Linked DNA regions of Homo sapiens: region 2 is linked to region 1. Evidence: chromatin loops called from intact Hi-C (ENCODE). Cell type or tissue: CD14-positive monocyte. All regions are shown on one strand. Each heading gives the region's core, and the rest is flanking DNA. Links, peaks and the distances in the headings are about the cores only. Region 1 has its middle 22 kb from the start of LINC02156. Region 2 has its middle 26 kb from the start of LINC02416.

Region 1 (2,923 bases), core at 174-2,673:
TGCCCCTGTGGCCGCCACTCCCCACCTCACATACCCACACACTGGCAGTGGGTGCTTCCCAGCAAAAGCACAGGGGGCCCAGAAGTCAGCCATGACAACATCGCCTTGTTCTAACTAGACTCGAGGGCTGAAGCCAGTGACGTTCAAGGGATGTGGGTTTTCTGAGGTCTGGCGAGGAACCCTGGCAGTGTCTGTCTCTGTCACCGTGTTTGGAAGAAGGCTAATTGTTCATCCCAGGCCAGTGTCCAGCGAAGCTGGATCAGTTTCCTCTCCTTCCACTCCCATCTACATGCTAGGAGGGGCTGGGTGCATTGTGACCAGCCAGGGCACGGATTTGGCCCTCCCTGCAGAGCCTGCTTCTGTTCCTTCTCCCTTTCCATCTCCCAGAGTTCTCACCTACCTCCCACCCACCTCCTTGAGATCCGGTTCTCTAATAAAGCTAGTCGGATGAATAAGCCAAGGCTCACAGAGGGCTATTTTGGCAAGCATACACCTATGCTTAGGAGGATCCCCCAACAAATCACTAAAATAGTCAGACCTCAACTGGGCTAGAATGCCAGGAGGGTCCAATCAGAACTCCTAGCTCTGCTACACATAAGAAGAGTTAGATGAGTTTTCTCCAATACTCAGACGCCTCATCTGTTAAACAGGCATAGCAATGCCTTCCTCCCAGGGTTTTATGAGAACCAGGAAAGATAGTGTCATCGTGCTTTAGTTCAGTGTGTGGCACAAAAGGAGGGCACTTCAAAGCAGTAGTGGAGGCTGGGTGCGGTGGCTCAAGCCTGTAATCCCAGCACTTTGGGAGGAAGAGGTGGTCGGATCACCTGAGGTCAGGAGTTCGAAACCAGACCGGCCAATATGGCAAAACCCCATCTCTACTAAAAATACAAAAATGTATCAAGTGTGGTGGCACGTGCCTGTAATCCCAGTTACTCGGGAGGCTGAGACAGGAGAATTGCTTGAACCAGGAGGCGGAGGTTGCAGTGAGCCAAGATCACACCACTGCACTCCAGCCTGGGCAACAGAGCAAGACCCCATCTCAAAAAAAAAGAGCAGTAGTGAGCCGAACAAAGACATACAAATGTGTAGTTTAAAACTATATTTATAATAATAGAATCAGCAACACCAATGAAGTATACAGCATTACTAATATTGTCCTCAAGTAGAAATTTTAGTCACTGAGGTAGAGGAAGTAGAAAACTTATTTTAGAGCCTGTGGCACTTGGTCCCCAGCTGTGAGTAAAACCTATCCTATTTCAAACTATCATATGTCTTTGGGTCTCTAAATAGTCCCCAAAGTGAAGAACATGCAGTGTAGTGTTTCCTAAAAGAAAGGTACTACATTGTCCATATCGTTTTTTTCAAAAATCAATTTGCCTAGGCCCTCGTTGACTTGTCAATTTGTTATTTTGCCAGCAGAATATATAATTTCTTTTTATAACCTGACCTTATTTTGCAGTACTGTCCTAAGGAAATGTGAAAATACTCATCGTACAAAAGAAAGAGAAATAGCCATCCAGGGCAAGATAAGAAAGAGCAGAGGGACTCAAGTCAGGGCAAAGCAATGAGACTGAAAGAGGAGGGAGGAGAGGGTAAGGAAATGAACAAGCAAATACTCTGGAAGCCAGCCAAGTCCCAGATGCGAACTCCTGGTGAGTCTGTCAATCCACAGATTGTGCCGTTTCATTTGCATTTCTATTTCTTCTTAAGGCAATGATGTATATTTCATTTCATCTTTTATTTTGTTTATGATTTAATTATGAGAAGATAAGGAATCTAGGCACGAAGGAAGTTATTCTTTCCCCCCAAGTGCTACATCTGTTAGAGGTTGGATATAAGTGAATTAATTGCCAAAAATATCTGAGGGGGAAGCCACGTTTGCTCTTCAGTTTCATTACCAGGGATTGCCAGAGCTTCATTCCAACATCCCATCCTTGTTATTGAAAAACAAGTACTTACCAGTAAAGGGTGCCAACACTTAAACAATGAAGAGATGGTTTAATCAGACAGGATTCTTCTTCTACTCCCAAATATCATTGCTTCCACAATGTAGGAGTCTACTTATGAGTGTTCAAGTCACGCACACACACACGCATGTGCACACATCCACAAATATACTGTACTGGCTCAGTAAACATTTACTCCACTGCTGTTGAATTATTAAATATTGAATAAATACACAGGTAATTTAGTACTTTTGATGAAAAGGCAATTTATCCAACAAATATATTTTGTTAAGCTCTCTCTGGTTTAACGTAATGGTGGAATTCCCTAGGAACATAGGAATTTTTCTTGCTTTCAAGAAAATTCCAGGGGCAGCTCATCAGAAACAACCACAATAAAAGTGTGACAGGTCAAAAAGTATTAGTATGTGCACTGGTACTAACTGGATTGTGTGCTGCTTTTGTTTCCCCTTTTACAGTCAAAGAGAATTTTCCAAGAACCAGCCCCACCACCTCCCTACCTACCTTTGCCACCTTTTTCCTTTCTCAGGAAAATTCTCTCTTCCCCGGTTACTTGAACTTTTGTAACACCAACTGAGGGGAAGGGTGAGGGGAGGAGAAAGACTGAAGAGGCAGGGGACCAAGGGGAGGACGTGGGCCTAGAGTCTGAGTGAATCACATCCCGAGGTGAGTGTAGGTTGTAGAGGAAGAGATGGGGAAAAAGAGGGGATTTTCCTCTGAGATGCCACATGATGTTCATTTCACCCTGTAGTCTCACCGTGCCCCTCCATAGAGTTAAAAGCCAACCTCATGCTAGGAATTCCTAGCATTTTTAACTCAGGCTTTGACTATACTCCAGAGCTCCAGATCCACTTGGACTTTGTTTAAGAAACATCTCAAATTTACCTTGTCCAAAACAAAGCATTTGTTTAGCACCCCTTAAAAACGTGTTTCTCGGCAGGGCGCAGTGGCTCACGCCT
Region 2 (2,923 bases), core at 94-2,593, 65 kb before region 1:
CTTGAGAGATGGTGATGCAAGACTATTTCATGCTGAGGTTGCCTCATTAGGAAAAAGGACAAGAGCACTTCAGCTGTAACAGGCACTGCCCCAACACACATCAGTGCTAATGACGGGTACTGGTTGGGCAGACAATTAAGATACAAGACTCTCAGTACACAGCAGAGTCTGTGGTCCAGCTACAGGACTGTGCAGAAACCTCATCTTAATCCCAAAGATTTCTGAATTTCATTGCTGTTCAGAAGAGGCCTCTCTCTAAGCACTTGAGAATAGGAATGAAAGCTCTATATAATCACTCTGGCATCCTTCATTTTAGTGAAAAAATGATTTTGAGATTTGTTTTGTACAAGATATTTAATATGAAACATCTAGTTCTAAGGAGATTTAGAAAAAGAGAAAAGTGCAATATGTATATATTATATATATTTTACATAGTGCACTTTGTATATATAAAATGCATATATAAGATGTACATATAATGTATATTATATATTATATGGATATATTCACCACACACATATGTATGCATGTTATTCTCAAGGGCAAGAAGTAAAAATAATAATAAATACTAATACTTTTTCAGTGTGGAAATAGAAGGAATCAGCAAAATCTTTCATTGTTGAAATAAAAAATAAAGGAGAGGCAAAGCAAGATTATAGTTTGACAGAAATGTGGAAGAAAGATATAAAACCAGAAGCTGCCCAGGTGTAGTGGCTCATGCCTGTAATCCCAGCCTTTTGGGAGGCCAAAGCAAGAGGATTGCTTGAGGCCAGGAATTCAAGACCAGCCGGGCAACATAGCAGGACTCCATCTCTAAAAAATAATTTAAAAAATTAGCTGGATGCGATGGCCCTTGCCTGTAGATCCAGTTACTTGGAAGGTCAAGGTGGGAGGATTGCTTGAGTCCAGGAGGTCAAGGTGCAGTAAGCCATGATCACACCACTGCACTCCAGCCTGGGGAATGGAGTGAGAGCATTTCAAAATAAAAAATAGACCAGGCATGGTCGCTCACGCCTGTAATCCCAGGACTTTGGGAAGCCAAGGTGGGTATGTCACCTGAGGTCAGGAGTTTGAGACCAGCCTGGCCAACATGACAAAACCCTGTCTCTACTAAAAATACAAAAATTAGCCGGGTGAGATGGCACACACCTATAATCCCAGTTACTCAAGAGGCTGAGGCAGGAGAATCGCTTGAACTCAGGAAGTGGAGGTTGCAGTGAACCAAGATCATGCCACTGCACTCCAGCCTGGGTGACAGAGAGAGACTCCATCTCAAAAAAACAAAACAAAACAAAACAAAAAACCTAATTAATTAATTTAAAAAAATAAAGGAAAAAGGGAGATTGTTAATAATGGCCAAAAATTCTTAAAAGAAGAGTTCTTCCTAATTCATCTACATGAGAAGAGATAACAGCCCCCCAAAAAGAAACAGGTGAACAGCATGATGCTATGATTGGAAACCTCAGAGGTACAACATTGTGGTTAAAATCTGCCCTTGGCTTTAAAAATATCAGGAAAATAAGCAAGGGAAATTGTGTGAAATAAGTTATTGATATTTTAAAAAGCAAATATATTGGAAACATTGAAATATCTTTAAAATGGCACCTCTATAACATACATCCTAAGTTGCTAAGAGAATTGGCTAATGGGTTTAAAGAAACTCTTACCATTATGTTCAGGGCACACTGGATGCATTATTTCAGAAAGTTGTCAAAGGAGGAAAAAAATAAGAAAAAATCAGCACATGGGGACCTAATTTCTTCTTATTCTCCTTCCTAAAAAAGACCTCCCAACTACATCAAGGCTGTTGAATGGATCTCTATTATTCTAGACATGCTAACTTGAAACTAGAGAGTCAGCACTTCTGTTTTCCACTCCCCTCACTTCCATTATTCCCCAAATCCTGGGTGATTTGGCTTCCCAGAATTGCTCAGATTTTGCTCCTTCTCATTGTAACAGTCATAGTCCAGGCTGCATCCCCAGCTGATGGTGAGGAGTATTAAAATGTTAAGGATTGAGCCCAGGAGTATGGCCTGGCACAAAGCATATCACCATAATATTTTTTTTCTTCAACTTGTATTTTAAGTTCAGGGGTACACGTGCAGGATGTGCAGGTTTGTTACACAGGTAAATGTATGCCATGGTGGTTTGCTGCACAGATCATCCCATCACCTGGGTATTAAGCCCAACATCCATTAGCTATTTTTCCTGATGCTCCTCCAACCACACCCTGCTCTGAGAGGCCCCAGAATGTGTCGTTCCCTTCCATGTGTTCTCATAATTCAACTCCCGCTTGTAAGTGAGAACACATGGTGTTTGGTTTACCCTTCCTGTGTTAGTATGCTGAAGATAATGATTTCCAACTCCAACCATGTGCCTGCAAAGGACACGATCTCATTCCTTTTTATGGCTGCATAGTAGTCCATGGTGTACACTATAATATTTAAATAATGCACTTTATTGTGAATTATTTATATATTACAGAGAATTTTTTAATTAAGGTTTTTCTGAGACAGGGTCTCCCTCTGTTGCCCAGGCTGGAGTGCAGAGGCACAATGATGACTCACTGCAACCTCAACCTCCCAGGTTCAAGTGATCCTCTCACCTCAGCCTCCTCAGTAGCTAGGACCACAGGCATGAACCACCAGTCCTGCCTTTCCATGGAGATCTTTTATGTTGCTCTTTTATAACCACATCCTCTTGCCTCTCACCTACATCCCCTCCTTAACCCCTGGCAGCTACTAATCTGCTCCTTATTCTATAATTTTGTTATTTTAAGAATGTCATGCAAATGGAATCATACAATATGTAATTTTGAGATTGGCTCTAATCACTCAGCATAATTCTCTGAGATTCATCTAGGTTGTTGCATGTGTCAATAGTTTGTTCTTTTTTGTTGCTGAGCAGTATTTCTTGGTATGAA

The links. Hi-C counts contacts between places; a loop is a spot of excess contacts. Peaks named below come from ENCODE experiments on the same cell type or tissue, not always from the same donor. Only the 100,000 strongest peaks of a DNase experiment are listed, where the experiment ranks them.
Region 2: a loop joins it to region 1, with 4 times the contacts of the local background. A loop is called at or near these places in 7 of 110 quality-filtered maps.

What each region holds. Positions count from the first base shown.
Region 1 is chr12:47,391,642-47,394,564 of GRCh38, forward strand. No RefSeq gene overlaps it. Among named protein-coding and RNA genes, the nearest start is that of LINC02156, 22 kb to the right of the region's middle. In CD14-positive monocyte, for the core only: no CTCF peak of the experiment used is centred there; a DNase peak (open chromatin) is centred at 1,620; H3K4me3 peaks cover 781 bases; H3K27ac peaks cover 839 bases.
Region 2 is chr12:47,326,345-47,329,267 of GRCh38, forward strand. No RefSeq gene overlaps it. Among named protein-coding and RNA genes, the nearest start is that of LINC02416, 26 kb to the right of the region's middle. In CD14-positive monocyte, for the core only: no CTCF peak of the experiment used is centred there; no DNase peak of the experiment used is centred there.